Regions from separate parts of the Homo sapiens genome. Here region 2 is linked to region 1. Evidence: chromatin contacts called from ENCODE Hi-C or POLR2A ChIA-PET data. All regions are on one chromosome and are shown on one strand. The core of a region is the stretch at or near the end of the contact, and the rest is flanking DNA. Distances in the headings are between cores, read along the strand shown. Region 1 overlaps SLC26A9 (solute carrier family 26 member 9). Region 2 holds the start of PM20D1 (peptidase M20 domain containing 1).

The links. A loop is a pair of places that touch in the nucleus more often than their neighbours do. ChIA-PET counts read pairs that join two places held with the same protein, here RNA polymerase II (POLR2A). Pooled maps may share reads with other maps.
Region 2: a pooled map shows a loop between it and region 1 (2.9-fold over the local background). The contact joins the promoter of PM20D1 here to the enhancer-like site in region 1. A Hi-C loop is called at or near these places in 3 of 168 maps with a recorded cell type or tissue (MCF 10A, heart left ventricle and mesothelial cell of epicardium) and 5 of 50 pooled maps. POLR2A ChIA-PET finds 5 or more read pairs at or near these places in 2 of 52 experiments (GM10248 and activated CD4-positive, alpha-beta T cell).

What each region holds. Positions count from the first base shown.
Region 1 is chr1:205,917,414-205,925,292 of GRCh38, forward strand. SLC26A9 (solute carrier family 26 member 9) reads right to left here. Exons shown (of 21, transcript NM_052934.4): 13 at 6,970-7,076; 14 at 6,131-6,200; 15 at 5,922-6,014; 16 at 5,669-5,782; 17 at 4,153-4,434; 18 at 2,763-2,817; 19 at 1,427-1,572. Among named protein-coding and RNA genes, the nearest start is that of SLC26A9-AS1, 14 kb to the right of the region's middle. RefSeq lists enhancers at 2,620-3,151, 3,152-3,682. Within about 2 kb of position 3,423, at least 11 of the 41 ENCODE cell types and tissues checked have a DNase peak (open chromatin) inside an H3K27ac peak, as active enhancers do; they include heart left ventricle, where a contact is called at or near this core.
Region 2 is chr1:205,847,269-205,855,147 of GRCh38, forward strand. PM20D1 (peptidase M20 domain containing 1) reads right to left here and starts at 2,864. Exons shown (of 13, transcript NM_152491.5): 1 at 2,636-2,864; 2 at 617-703. The coding sequence starts at 2,804. It overlaps LOC107985250 (a long non-coding RNA gene), which reads left to right and starts at 7,487. Exons shown (of 2, transcript XR_001738417.2): 1 at 7,487-7,879. RefSeq lists an enhancer at 2,793-3,087.

The sequences.
Region 1 (7,879 bases), core at 2,173-4,672:
ATGGTGGCAGGAAAAGGGACAGGTGGCCGGCTCTGGTTGGACGCTGCTTCCTGACACATGACTTATCCTCTTGCCCCTTCCCTTACCTGCCTCACAAAAACAGCACGGCTGTGGTCTTCCCCCTTATACCAGACAGGTGTGTATCGCGGTCTTCCCTCCTTTGTGGGCCGTTAGAGGCAGGGAAGGTTTTACTCAGCTTAGAAAAACTATTGGCTAGCTGCCTGACCTTGGGGAATTCCTGTCCTCCTGGGAATATATTTTCTAATCTGTTCAAGTCTGATAACCAGCCTCACTTTGCCTGCTTTGTCCCTCACAATGCTGTTGAAAAGGTGTGTGTTTATGTGTGTGATTTGTATCTGTGAATGGTCTATAATATGTAAGTATATATTATATAAAATATAAATTATTTATAAGTCTATGACTAATCAAGTATACATACCAACTAGAGTAGCTGAACATGATTAGGGCACTAACAACTAATGCAGCTTCCTCCAGAATCTCCCTCTTTGCTCTGCGGACAAATTCACGAAGCAGGAAAGCCCGTTGTTTCCCCAGGGTTTCCCTCTAGGCATGGAGGGCAGGAGCCAGCGCCCTGTGTGTTCCTGGGCAGTCTTTCAGCACTTAGAACAGATGGTTTCACCTTCATCAGTCTCTTAAGGCAAAGAGCAAATCATTGCTCTAGGGCCAGAAAAGCCTTTCTTATGACCCACAGAGGGCAGGGGAGGTTTTTACCCAGGGCTGGGGCACAACAAGAGTCTTGGGAGGCCAAGGGCAGGAGCTGAGCTGGGAGGGGACCCTGAGGGCTAGAGATGACTGGGGATCTGGGCAGGGACCCCAAGGAGGTAGGCTTTTTCTGACTCCCCAGTCTTCTGGAGTTTTAGATGGTGTTATTTGTATCCCATTTGTAACTTACTGAGCTAGTAAATTAAATGTCAAAAAGCTGAGACAAAACTCAGACCCAATCTCTTTATCCCTCACCAGCCTGAAATCTCTAAGCTCCGGTAAGTTAAAATGGGTAGGCTTACTCCCCTCCCCTCCCTTCCCGAAAGCCCCCTTTAGAAAGAGATGAGGAGGAGGCAGGGAACGATGCCAGCAGAGTGGGCCTGCTCTACTATGCTTTGGGTGTTTGTGCAACCAGAAAACTTATATTGATAAAGAATTTTTACAATACACAAAGTGCTTTCAAGTGACACAAAAGATGTAATTATCATTTAACCCTAAAACAAAATAAAAGAAAAATGCAGAGAGGTAGGTAATGTTAGTTGATGGTGCTCATTCTATAGATAAGGAAACAGATTCAGAAAACTGAAATGGCAGACTTGATATTGGAACTTAAACCTTCTCCTGTGTTCTTTCTAATAATGCCTCTTGGTCCTGCTATTTCAGTGCCTTGGAGCCTAGGATTCCCCAGGTGCAAGAACCTTACCCCTTGGAAGTTGTGTCCTGGGGTCACGTCTCTAGCATTTGCCTGGGCAAAGAGGACTGCGTCATGTATGCTGGGAAAGACGTGCTTGCATTCTAGACTCCCATCCTCAAAGACGCCTCCATGGCTAATGTCATTGTACACCTGGGCTAGAAGGAGAAAAGATCACCTTCAGAAAGATAACAGCCATTGTGGATTGGAGCTGGGGGTGGGGAAGATAGTGAGACCAGAGCAGGGATGGGAGAGGCCTGAGGTCCCAGCTCTTGCTGTATCTGAGGGCCATGGCATTGGCAGTGCAATATCAGTTTTGGACGGCAGAGGGCAACATGAACTTGAGGATGCTGAAGTTTCAACCCAGAGCAGAAGGAAGCAGTTTGATTTAGGGAGTCAGTACTTTGTGGTGATTCGAGTGGAAAAGCCTAAGCCATCCTTGAAGAGGCCGCTGCCAGTTCTATCCCCCAAGGACCCATCCTTCCTCTTGTTTTCCCAGACCTTTCCAGCAACTTCCAATGTGTGGCATTGGAAGTTTGTGTGGATTACTCTTAATCCTAGAGATGGTTTCCTGAGGGGGTGTCCAGTGAGGTTGGGGAGAATCCACTGCTTCTAACTCCAGAACATATCATAGCAGGTCATTGCCACTGCAGATTCTCTCCCCGAACGTGGCCATGCGGAGCTTGGGAACTGCAGCCCTGCTGGAGGGGGTCTGACCCAGTGCAGGGAGCTGGGTGTGTGTGTATGTGCCCCTTCACATTCTCCTGTGTGTCTGTGTGCACTTGCTCCCACATCTCTGCACTTTGCGTACATGCTAGTCATGTAAATGTCTGCTGCCCTGTGGCCACGTCCTTGAGGCTGTGTATATGCACCCTTTGGAGGCTGTATGCCTACAAAACTGCATATTTATATGTTCCCTGGGGAATTAGGGTACCGTGTGCTCTATGCCTATATCGATTCACAGAGTTTCTGATTGGGAGAGGATCCCCAAATCCATCTAGTCAACCCTCTCGTTTTACATAGGTAGAAATAGATCCCTTGAGAGATAAAGTGACTCGGCCAAGGATACGTGGCAAATTAGTTATGGGGTAGATTAGAATCCTAGCTGTCCTTCTGTAACTCCATGACCTCCTCACCCCCACTCTGTCACTAAGGCCCCTAGGATGTTTATGCAATCTGACCAGTCTCTTTGGACTTGTACCTGAAGCTTTTATGAGCAGGCAGCAGCTTGTGGGGGATAGCTGGGTGCTCTCGTTTCCAACCTCCTCACTATTCAGACCCCACCAACCTGTTCCTACCCCACACTCCTTGCCAGTCTTTCAGTCCCTAAATGTCCTCTTTCTCTTACCATGGATGTTCACCAAGAAGACCTTCACGCCGATCTTCCCATAGGTGGAGCTCAGCTAGAAGTGTTGTTGGGGTAGGGAGGCAAAAGGAAAGGAATGTTCTGAGTGGGTCTCAAAAGTGATTCACAAAACGTACTTCAGAGGGGAAGCCAAACAAATAAGCAACCCTGAGAGCCCAGCAGCCAAAGACAAAAATAGCAGCAAAGCACACCACTTCTCCCTGGAGTGTTGGCTGACGGTTTCTCTGGGAAGTGGAGCGGAAATGGACTTTTGCCAACGTGGCGGGCACTTAAAGTCACCATGGCCCCTTCTTGTGGGGCTAGATATTTTCTTTTTTTTTCTTTTGAGATGGAGTTTCACTCTGTTGCCCAGGCTGGAGTGCAGTGGCGTGATCTTGGCTCGCTGCAACCTCCGCCTCCTGGGTTCAAGCAATTCTCTGCCTCAGCCTACCGAGTAGCTGGGACTACAGGGGCCCGTCACCACACCTGGCTAATTTTTGTATTTTTAGTAGAGGCGGGGTTTCACCATGTTGGCCAGGCTGGTCTTGAACTCCTGACCTTGTGATCCACCTGCCTTGGCCTCCCAAAGTGCTGGGATTACAGGAGTGAGCCACCACGCCCGGCTGATCTTTTCTTTCAGTAGCTTAGATTCTCAGACTTCTTTGTGGCTTCAGACAGAAGCTGCAGGGGAGGATGGAGGCTCAGGGAGTCTAGAGCTTCAGCCAAGGCTGGCCTGGACTCCAGATCCTGGCTAAGGAAGCCGGCTGAGGCCCAAGGCTGGGTATGGGGCCTGCCCTGCGCCTGGTTGATGGTGAAGGCAGTCCGAACACTCTCTGTGCCCATTGTTCCCCTGGCTTGCCTCTATCTGAGCCAGCTCTGAGGTTTGCTGACTCCCGCCATTGGCGGTGGCTGCTGGAAAGTTATCAGATGGATACATTCATTCAAGGTGTCCCGTGGGCTCTCTGTTTGGCCTGATGGTGTGGGGCACTGGTATTATTCCTTCTCCTGTCCTAGGGTGGCCGGTGAATGAGGGACAAGGGCAGCAGATCATGAACCAGGAGCCAAACCGGACCCTCCTCAGAGAACCTGGGTGGGTTCCTGATGGCTGAGAGGGACTTGGGATGGCCACTGCTGGGGGTGTTGGGAGCACAGGGGCCTGAAACTCTGGTAGACTTGTCCCGCCACTCATTGTCATGGGCCGTCTGGGCCTGCTCTGTGGAGAATGTCTCAACCTGGTGGCGTCTGGGGAAAGGAGGGATTCCTAGGAGCTGTTAGTCTCCCCAGTGAGCTTCCTCCCTCAGCTTCCTGAAATGAGGGCTCCCAGGAAAGGGAATGTGGAGAGCAGAGCGGAGGGGGTGGAGTGGGTGGTGCTTGCTGTTCCCGAGGGCCTCACCTTGGCCAGGGCCTTGATGCCCATCAAGTCCACGAAGCTGACTCCACTCATGTCCAGGATGAGGGTGTGGAAGGTGACGAAGGGTGGGACGCTGGCCAGCATGTCACTGGGCTCGCCGGGGGCCTCAGCGGAGGCTGGTGGCTCACTCTGGGCAGGTGAGGAGCTGTCAGGGCTGAAGGTGATATAGGACACGCTGGTGCCGTTAGCCGGGGTCTGGTTGTTGTTGGGGTCGGTGGGGGGCGCATTCTCAAAGTCCTGCTGCAGCTCCTGCAGGGAGACAGTCTGGAAGGGTGGGGACAGTGGGCAGAGTCAGGGACCACCAGACTGAGCCAGACCTTGCTGTGACTGAAGCAGGGGCATGGAGGGTGTAGGTGTAGGGGAATAACTCGCCTCGGTGATGGTGAACACAGACCCTGAAAGCTCCACCAGAGAGGCCTCTCCCAAAGCCCTTTCTTAGGCAGGGCCTGCAAACTTGGTCTCCTACAACCCAGACAAAGTCAGAGGACCCAGCCAAGAGAGGCACTGAAGCCTCAAGCCCACTCTCTCTGGGAGAAAGCCCCTCCGGGGACACTGAGCTCCTTTATTTCTTGAGACAGAGTCTCCCTCTGTTGCCTAGGCTGGAGTGCAGTGGCACTATCTCGGCTCACTGCAACCTCTGCCTCCCGGGTTCAAGTGATTCTCGTGCCTCAGCCTCCTGAGTAGCTGGGATTACAGGTGCCCACCACCACGCCTGGCTAATTTTTGTGTATTTTTAGTAGAGACAGCGTTTCGCCACGTTGGGCAGGCTGGTCTCGAACTCCTGAACTCATGAGAGTGATTCTCCCATCTCGGCCTCCTAAAGTGCTGGGATTACAAGGATTACTGCCATGGCCACCCCAGCCTTGCTAGCCCTGGGCTGCCTGGGTTCCCCAGGAAATTCACTGCTGTTCCCCCTCTGGGTTGTTCAAAAGTCCATGGGCCATGTCCTATCTTAGCCAGAAAATGGAGAAGGGCCTTGGGGGTTCAGTGGCTTCCCTGGGAGATGGTAGCACCTCATCCAAGAAGAAAAATGCCCAGGCTGGGCGCAGTGGCTCAGGCTTGTAATCCCAGCACTTTGGAAGGCTAAGGTAGGTGGATCACCTGAGGTCAGGAGTTTGACACCAGCCTGGCCAACATGGTGAAACCCAATATCTACTAAAAATACAAAAATTAGCTGGGTGTGGTGGCACCTGTAATCTCAGCGACTTGGGAGGCTAAGGCAGGAGAATCGCTTGAACCCCAGAGGTGGAGGTTGCAGTGAGCCAAGATAACGCCATTGCACTCAAGCCTGGGTGACAAGAGCAAAATTCCATCTCTAAAAAGAAAAAGAAAAAAAAGAAGAAAAATGCCCAGCGGCCACCAGGCAGTGTTCCCAGAGACTTTCTGTCTTTGCCTGTCAGGGTGGGAAGCGGGGCCCCCAGGGTACCATGAGTAACAGGGGGCAGTATCAGAATGGGCAGGAGAGCAGGGCACGGGGCTGCTTCTGGCCTTCATTCACCTTGGTTTTCATGAATAGAGACCTCCTCTGTTGTGTGGGCCTCATTCTCCGCTTCTCCTGCTTCTTGAGGTATTTTTGCTTGGCTAGTAATACTTTCTGGGGGTCCATGCCTGTCTGCAGGGAGAGAGCCAACAGCAATCTTGACCTCCACCCTCTATGGGAGTGGCCTATTCTCAGCTCCCACCGCCCTTCTGCTTCCATTTTCCGGCCACTCTCTGTCCAGAGCCTCTGGTCGCCAGGGACTGAGCCTTACCTTGGCGATGACCTTTTGCCTGAAGATCTCTGAGTTGGCAAAGTAGAGAGGGGAGCAGTACGTGATGATTTTAATCCCCTGGATATCCTGGGCCTGTGACAGGGAGACTGAGCTCAAGTTGCAGAAATGTCTTTATTGGCTTTAAAAAGCAACCTCTTCTTGGGGTGGTGCAGAGCAAAAGAAGGAGGTCATAAGCTTGAATTACCTACCCTATTATAGGTCTTGGGATTCACATAAATGTCAGTGTCCATGACCTGGGCCAGTGCATAGCCATTTCGACTGGATGAAGCAGGAAGAGAAAAACATAAGAGAATGCTAATGGCACATGGGCCTGGAAGGGTGCCCCTGCTGGGGCGGGGGCAGAGCCAAGGTAGGATGGGGTCCTGTCCTCACCCCCAGACTTGCTGTGTCTGTCTTTTTGCACTGGAGACACATGTCTGGTGGCCTGTGGCCTCCTATAACTATGAGGATGACAGGCAGGTCCTTGACATAGCTCCCAGACCACAGGGCAGGGGAGAGAAGTGGTGGGAGAAGTGGTGGGAGTCGCCCTGAAGTCATCATTTCCTTGTTCTGAGTTCTCAAGAAGAGAAGATAGGATTCCCCCAACATTCAGCGTACTCCCTGCCTGGGCCAAGACCCCTTCTCTGTAATACTCCCAGTGTGTAGAACACAGCTTCTGTCTTCCACCCTGGCGCTCTCCTGGGGTGGGGTCCCATTTGGTTTGGGGTTCTGGCAATGTCTTTGGAAGGATGTTGAATCTCACCACCTGCCCTTGCCCTCCTTTCTCTGCCACTGCCCTCTCCCCAGCCATCCCCAGCAAGAGTATGCTGGCTTTCTCTGGGGTTTTCAAGATATGGGAAGTCAAACAGCCCAGACTGTGCCCACAGTCCTGGCTGGGTTGGGCTCTCTTTGGGCCTGGCAGCACCTCCAGTGCCAGGCCCAGAGGTGGAAGGTACAGTGGACTAAGCCAGGCCGTGGCATGGAAGCCCTTTGCGGGCTGGCCCAGGGAACCGACTGTGGGCCTAGGAGGGCGGAAGCTATCACTTACAACTGAGTCTGGAAGACCACGACCAGGACGGAGAAGGCGACACCCACTGCCACACCATAGGGCAGGCTGAGGAAGAAGGAGGAGAGGAAGCTCACTACCCAGATGCACTGTGAAAAGAGAGATGTCAAAAGCAGACCTGGGGAAAAAACAACCTCTTTCAGGAAGTCTTCCTGGATTAGCCAAGGCCATTCTCTGTTAGTACAACCTCAGAGCCTCTCTTCTCTTTTTTTTCTTTAAATAGCATTTTTTGCAATATTTTATGTATTTGTGCTTTGGTTACACTTTCCTCTTTCCCTTAGATTGACTGTGGTTGCCTGATCTTGTCTGTGTTTTTAGTAGAAGCCCCAGCACACAGGGAGGTGGCATCTATAAGAGCATGCATCTTGGGTCAGATCTGTTTGGGTTCAAAATGTGTTTGTTTGTTTGTTTTTGGAGTCACAGGGTCTTGCTCTGTTGCTCAGGCTGTAGTGCAGTGGCAAGATCAGCTCACTGGAGCCTCAAACCCTTGAACCCAAGTTGTGCTCCCGCCTAACCTTCCTGAATAGTTAGGACTATAGGCACGTGCCACCACACCCAGCTAACTTTTTATTTTTCTAGAGACGGCTCTCGCTAAGCTGCCCAAGCTGACCTTGAAATCCTGACTTCAAGCGATCCTCCTGCCTCAGCCCCCTAAAGTGCTAGATCACAGGTGTGAGTCAGCACACCCAGCCCCAAATTTTGTTCTTTAATGGCTATGTGAAACAAAAGGAGAATAATAATGCCTACTTCATGAAAGGATTCAAAAGTTAAGGAATGTGACGGTCCTAGCCTAGTGATGGATGCTCAGTAGGTGATCAATAAATGTGAGTTCCCTCTCTCTGTCTCACAGCGAGCTGCGTGGGCCCTGACAGGAGCTCAGCAGTGCTTTCTG
Region 2 (7,879 bases), core at 1,614-4,113, 71 kb before region 1:
GGGTTGTTTTTAATTAGATTTAGGAAGGTAATCTCATCACTCTCCATGAGATTTTCATAAGGGGAGGGAGGAGTTCCAAGAATCCTTTTTTCCTCTGACCCATCCTTCCTCAGCTCTGTACTCAATGGGTGGTAGGGATGAGGGAAAAAGACTGATGTTATAGCTCAAAGTTGTTGACTGCCTAGAGGCCTAGAAATGTGTTAGTAATGAATCTGGGGTAGGCCTGAGTACGTGGAGTGTATATGTACCGGTGTGTTTGGGTGTGTAAGGAGGTAGGGGTGGGAGGAGCATGGAACATAGTTCTGGGCAGTTGCACAAGTAGAAGGAAATCCTAGTTCTACTTTTTGATGATTTAACATTTATTGAATGACACACATGTAGGGCAAAATTTGAGAGAGTTTGTACTCTAATGCAATGGCTGGATGAACTCTCAATCTTTGCCCTACATATGGTGGCTTAGTTTTTCCAAGAGCAAATCTACAGTCTCTACTCTGCCTATGGGAATTAGATTGTCCTCTGATCAGTCGCAAAATAAACTTCTTTATCACTTTGTAAAAGAACTGTGTCTCCATTGCTATTTCTACCACCCACCCCTTGCCCCTGATTTGCAGCTGACCTTTATGAATGTATTTTCCGAACTCAGCCAGGGCTGTAGTATTGGACTTCTCAGAGCTAAAAGTCACTGTTGGAATCTGGATGGCACCTGTCAGAGTCAAATAGAGATGAAAGATTGAAAATGAATTAGTCATTGTTTTTTTCTACAGTCCTCTGTGCACAAAAAGTTCTTTTGCCTTCATTATCATATTGCAGAGGGCAAAACACTAATGTGAGGTAGGCGCTATTGTTTCCTCTAATTCGAAGATGAGGGAAAATGCTTGGAGAGGTTAGGTGAGCTGTCTGAGCAACAGGCAGACTATAGATTTAAACCTATGTCTTCTGGGTTTGTTTAGGCTGATATGGTTCTTAAAGGCAAATACAGTCTAAGATTGGAGGGAAGTGGATTTTTGGATCCTGGTCTTGAAGGGAAGCTACTATAAATTGCTTCCTAAGGCCTCACTACCTCTGAAATCACCAATTGCTTTGATGAATCCAAGCTTCATCATTCTCAAGGCACCCACTGTCCTGGGTCCCTACATCAATGAGGCTTGTGTGTTTTTGTATGTAAAGGCTTATTCCTTATGCAGAGTCTCACTAGTCTGTCAACCAAGACCAGCTTTTTGGGCATATAATGCCTGGGAAGGGGTGGATTTAGAAGCCTCCAAACAAACTCCTCAGTCCTAAAATAATCTCACCCTCCTTACTCAGTTGTCTCAGTTCCTGAACCTTCACTGGGCTCATCCCTTTGAGTCTTTAAGACTTTACAGTTTTAAAGAGTTCCATGATCAAAGACAAAACCACTGGGAGGGAAAGCATGAATCATGAGAATATTGAATTAGACTGCTCTCCAAGAACACAGTGCAAACAAATTCACCTGAGGCAGGAAGGGTCTCTGAAAGACAAACTTCATCAGTTTTGCTAAGGATCAACCCTACAATAGCATAGCCCACCAGATAGATGGGGAAGCCGAGGTTCAGAAAGATTCAAGTGCCTACTCAAGGGCAGACCCAAGGATCTGATCTCAGGTGTTCTGTCCCCTGCTCAGAGTTCCAAGCTGTGTTGCTATGAGGTCCCTATTCTAGCTTATGTAGCTTTTGTTCTCTTCTGTGCAGACTGTGAGTGGCTGTCTAATGCCTTTTAGAGAATTATTTATGCTTTGGGAAAGCCCTGCTCTGCCTCCCAGGCTTGTCACTCTAGCATATGAACAATCTATATCCAACTATTGGGGTTAGCTTTTGGTCCCTGCATCTGCTTCTATATGTTTATGCAGGCAGTCTCTCTTAATCCATTACTTAATGAAAGGGAAAAGACTGGAGCTAAGCTGAATGGTAAAGAAGGATTTCATCCCATAGGATCTAGCACTCAACAGAAACTTTCCTGTTTCCTGGAAAATGCAGATTCAGAACAGGGATGAATTTTTGGTCTGGATTAGAGATCTAGAGGAGACATGTTCTTCAATTATGATTGAGAATTAGGAACATCCCACACCCCGGGAACACTCCACTCCCTTTCTTTAGAGCCATCTGATCCCAGCGAGTCCGACAGGCACTAGATGCTGTCACCCACTGCCCACTCTTTGCTGTGGGGCCCTGGGGAAGATCATTTAGCTGACCTAAGCCTCAATTTCTCTCCTTTGTAGATAAGACTAATATCATTTGTCTTATTTTACGACACCGCAGTAATTTATCAGGCATGCAAACTTTCAAAGGTTAAAATTGATGTACAAATGAAAGCTGGTGTAATACTCGAGGCAAGCAGGGGAAAGAATGGACGGTGGTCACGCCAAGAGGGGTGAAGTTGGAGCTTCCAGGTTAGGCAGGGCACACCAGAGTTCCAGGAGCCAGGTATGGGGGAAGTGTGGCGTCCCCAGACAGGGGCACGATGTGCTGGGAAGGGTGTTGGGGCCGGGCTGGGGTGCGTGTCGGGGCTCCAGCTGCAGTAGCAGATGCTTTGCGGCGGAAGCGGGGAGTCACGGGTTGACCTGGGGAGGGAGGGACCCACATATGAGCATAGGTGGGTGAAGGGGACCCGGGTTCACCTTTCAGCGCCTCTTTCATCGCGACGCGTTCCTCTTTGCTGAACTGAGAAGGGATTCGCGACGCCCTTTGATGCTCCCCGCTCCTCGGGCCCATCGATCTGGAGACGGTAGGGAAAACTAGGAGCAGCATAGCCACCAGGGCCAGCACGCAAACGCACCGCTGAGCCATGCTTCTCTCGAGCTCCTGCTGTCAGGCTACCGGGGTAGTTCTGACCTAAACGCCCAGACTAGCGTTTCTTGGCCCTAGCTCTGCTCTTATTCCGGCAAACAGCCTTAGCCACACCCCATATCCAGATCTGACCAATCATCGCTTCGCTAGGACAGCGGAACAACCAATTGACAGAATGACCCCGCCCAGGATCCTTAAGGCCTTTCGAGGGTTGTGGGTTTTCGTGCTGAGGCCAGCAGTTCCTGCAGAGCAGAGGTGAGGTCGGGCTCCAGGCTAGAGTCATGTCTGGTCCGCACTTGATCTCTCACCCATAAATCCTTTCCTGTATGACAACAAATCAAATAAAGGAGGAAAAGCAAAATAAAATGCACGAAGCTTATCAGACCATACTCTGCTGCTCGTTTTTTCCGAAGCTTAGAACCTGACTACAATTCCCTAGATCCTGGGGCGGGGGAGCTCTCTAGGTTCCCAGCTTGATTTCATCTGAAATTGGAACAAATTGCTCTGTTTATAGATACTGCTTTGAAATACCAGCTCAGAGGGTTGGCTCCTGTTTAGAAATTTCATTGAAAGTGCTTTTAATATTAATGTTAACACTACATTTTTGCAACTCTAGACAAGTACAGTAAGACTGAAGGATTTTTAGAAAGATTACTATAAAATATTTAAGAGAATTTTGATGTATAAATAATTTTGATGTATTCCACAAGTGAAATTTTATGGTTATTCAGAGTAGAGGATCATTCTGGAAAAAAGAAAACCTGTCTTATGTCACAGAAATATAAAATCAGATTTCCTGAAGCCAGAATAAATCGTTCCTTTCAGATTTCTTGATGCAATTTTATCTGGCATCACTCTCAAATTTTAGAATTCTCAAGAAAAATTCAGTAAGTGCTATACAACCAGTAAGGCCATATTGCTACCTGTGACCAAAGCTACAGGTTCACAGTCCTGGTGTTTGCATTTCATTTAAGATTTGCTTAAAAAAAAAAATTCAGCCATGTAGTTACTTTTCTTTTCTTTTCTTTTTTTTTCTCTCTCGGTGCCCAGGCTGGAGTGCAATGGGGCGATCTCGGCTCACCGCAACCTCCGCCTCCCAGTTTCAAGCAATTCTCTGGCCTCAGCCTCCCAAGTAGCTGGGATTACAGGCATGCACCACCATGCCTGGCTAATTTTGTATTTTTAGTAGAGATGGGGTTTCTCCATGTTGGTCAGGCTGGTCTCGAACTCCCGACCTCAGGTGATCTGCCCACCTCGACCTCCCAAAGTGCTGGGATTACAGGCGTGAGCCACCACACCCTGCCTAGTTACTTTTTAATAGCAACTTTAAAACAGTATCATGAAATACTTCACATATTATAAAGATATAAAAAATAACATAATGAACATTTCTGGATTCACCACCTAGTTTAAGATTTAGAATGTTAAAAATAGAGTTGAAATTTAAACATGAACATTGACATAATTTTTAGTAAAAAGTAGCTTAATCTCTACCTAACTTTAAAATTTTTTTAAAAGAGACTTTTTATTTTATATATTTATTATTTTTTAAAATTATTATTATTTTTGTAGAGATAGGGTTTCACTATTTTGTCCAGGCTGCTCTTGAACTCCTGGACTCAAGCAACCCTCCCATTTAAGCCTCCCAAAGTGCTAGTATTACAGGAATGAGCCACCACACCCAGCACAATTTTTATGATTGTAAAATTCATGTATATTTATGCCCTTGTGAAATATTTGGAACATTAAGTATAAAGAAAAAAATCACATGCTATCCCAATATCCAGAGACGTTCACTCATCATATTTTGATGTTATCCAATCTTTTTTCTCTGCACACAAATACCCACAAATGAAGGATGTCCCTGTTTTAAAATGAAACAGATGCATATACTGCATCCAAAGTTCTATGTTCTGCTTTTTTTCCTTTAACATTATGTCATAAACACTTCCTGGTCCTTAAATATTCTTTAAATTATCTTATCACATAATATTTGATAATTAAGAGTACGTACAACGTGTATGTAAAGTAAATAATAACATGAACACCCGTGATTTGGAGTTTAGACCTAACTGGTCAAACTGCATTTTTTCTCCTGTCACTGCTCCAATTCTTGCAATCTGTCTAATTCCCACACTGTTCCCAGATCTAGCCAATCATGGAAAATTATCAGTAGCATTGAAGGTGCATGTGTTCTATTGCCTTTATTTTCCAACTCCCTGCCCAAGGTAATTGTATGACCGTGTTGTGTGTTTTAAATAGTTCTACAACATATGTATGATATACATATATGTATAGTGTGTGTGTGTGTGTATATCTTATAAAAATGACATCATGTTGTGTGTAGTCTTCTGCAATTTGCTCTTTTTACCCAACACTGTTTGTGGGATTTATGCATGCTGTTATATCTTGCTACAGTCTATTGACATTATTGTACATGTCTCCTGGGCCACAGGTAAAAGAGATTCTCTGGAATATATATCTAGGAGTGAAAATGCTGTGTTGTACTGTATGTTCTATTTTACAAGAGAAGGCTGAATTATTTTCCAAAGTGATTGGAACAATTTATACTAATCAGCAAGGTAGTGCATAGTATATAAGTTCCTGTTGCTTCACTTTCTCACTAGCTCTTGGCATTGGCATTTCCAATATCTTCATTTTGCCCATTTAGTGCCTGGAAAATATCTCCTTGTGGTATTATTTTGTACTCTCTAGTTTGTTAAAGAGTTTAAGCTTTATTTATTTATTTATTTATTTATTTATCATAGGGTCTTGCTCTGTCACCCAGGCTGGAGTTCAGTGGCACAAGTATAGCTCACTGCAGCCTCCAACTCCTGAGCTCAAAGAATCCTCTTGCCGCAGCCTTCTGAGTAGTTAAGATTGCAAGTGAACACCAACACCTTCAGCTAATTTTTAGAAGTTTTTTTATAGAGACAGTGTCTCTCTATGTTGCCCAGACTGGTCTTGAACTCCTGGCCTCAAATGATCCTCCTGCCTTGGTCTCCCAAAGTGCTGAGATGACAGGCTGAACCACCATGCCTGGCCTAAACATCTTTAAATATGCTTATTTGCCATTCATGTTTCTCTGGTAAAATGACTGTTCATATCTATTGCCCATTTTTGTTTAGAGCTGTCTTCTTATTGAATTTTAAGGGTTTCTATATATTGTGGAGTCTAAAATTTTGTCAGTTTTATTTAAATTATAAATATTTCTCTTCATTTGTGTCTTGTGTTTTTATTTTTTTAATGGCCTTTTGATGGGTTGAAGTCTTAATAATATAGTTGAATTTATTATTATATTCTTTTATAATTAGTGATGTTTTCTTGCTTAAAAAATCTTAACAAATCTAGTCCAAGGTCATAAATATATATATATATATGAATTTTTAGTAAAAAATAGCTTAATCTCTACCAAACTTTAAAAATTTTTAAAAAGATACTTTTTATTTTATGTATTTATTATTTTTAAATTTATTATTATTTTTGTAGAGATAGGGTCTCACTATTTTGCCCAGGCTGCTCTTGAACTCCTGGACTCAAGCTTTTTCCCTTATCTTCGAATTAGAGAAAACAATAGTGCCTACCTCATATTAGTGTTTTGCCCTCTGCAATACGATAATGAAGGCAAAAGAACTTTTTGTGCACAGAGGACTGTAGAAAAAAAAATGATTAATTCATGTTCAGTCTTTCATCTCTGACCATTTGACTCTGACAGGTGCCATCCAGATTCCAACAGTGACTTTTAGCTCTGAGAAGTCCAATACTACAGCCCTGGCTGAGTTCGGAAAATACATTCATAAAGGTCAGCTGCAAATCAGGGGCAAGGGGTGGGTGGTAGAAATAGCAATGGAGACACAGTTCTTTTACAAAGTGATAAAGAAGTTTATTTTGTGACTGATCAGAGGACAATCTAATTCCCATGGGCAGAGTAGAGACTGTAGATTTGCTCTTGGAAAAACTAAGCCACCATATGTAGGGCAACGATTGAGAGTTCATCCAGCCATTGCATTAGAGTATAAACTCTCTCAAACTTTGCCCTACATATGTGTCATTCAATAAATGTTAAATCATCAAAAAGTAGAACTAGGATTTCCTTCTACTTGTGCAACTGCCCAGAACTATGTTCCATGCTCCTCCCACCCCTACCTCCTTACACACCCAAACACACCGGTACATATACACTCCACGTACTCAGGCCTACCCCAGATTCATTACTAACACATTTCTAGGCCTCTAGGCAGTCAACAACTTTGAGCTATAACATCAGTCTTTTTCCCTCATCCCTACCACCCATTGAGTACAGAGCTGAGGAAGGATGGGTCAGAGGAAAAAAGGATTCTTGGAACTCCTCCCTCCCCTTATGAAAATCTCATGGAGAGTGATGAGATTACCTTCCTAAATCTAATTAAAAACAACCCCTCCAAAGTTGTCAGAGGTGGGAGAAGGTGGCCTAGGAGCAGCAAGCAGCCCCCTCTCTAACACCCTGGGACAAATGGCTCTGGGATTAGCCATGCATGGTGGCGAGCACCTGTAGTCCTAGTTACAGGAGGCTGAGGTGGGAGGGTTGCTGGATTCCAGGAATTCAAGGCTGCAGTAAGCTATGAATGTGCCACTGTGCTCAAGCGTAAGTGAGAGAGCAAGACCTTGTCTCTGGAAAAAAAAAAAAAAAAAAAAAAAAGAAAGGAAGGAAGGAAAAAACAAAAATGAGTGGCTCAGGGATTAATGCCCAGTAGCCAAGCTGAGGCCAGGCTGAAAAGGCTGGAAGTCTTTACTAAATAGGAGACAAACATAGGAAAGGAAATGTATAGTGACAGTAAACTAGATAAGCTAAGTGACAAGATAAAACCATATTCTTCTTCAGTTTTTGGGTATCCACAGAATTATATGTGAATTCTTCCAAAAAGCCCAGAGACAGATAAAATTTATTTCTCCTATGTAGCTAAGGTCACTTGAATAATTGACCCTGGGAACATCTACACCTGCATGCAGAAGCACCTTGTGCTAAACAGAATAATCTGTGTTCACATAACACATACACTAGATGTGTGGCTTTTTAAAAAGAAAAATGTCTCTGA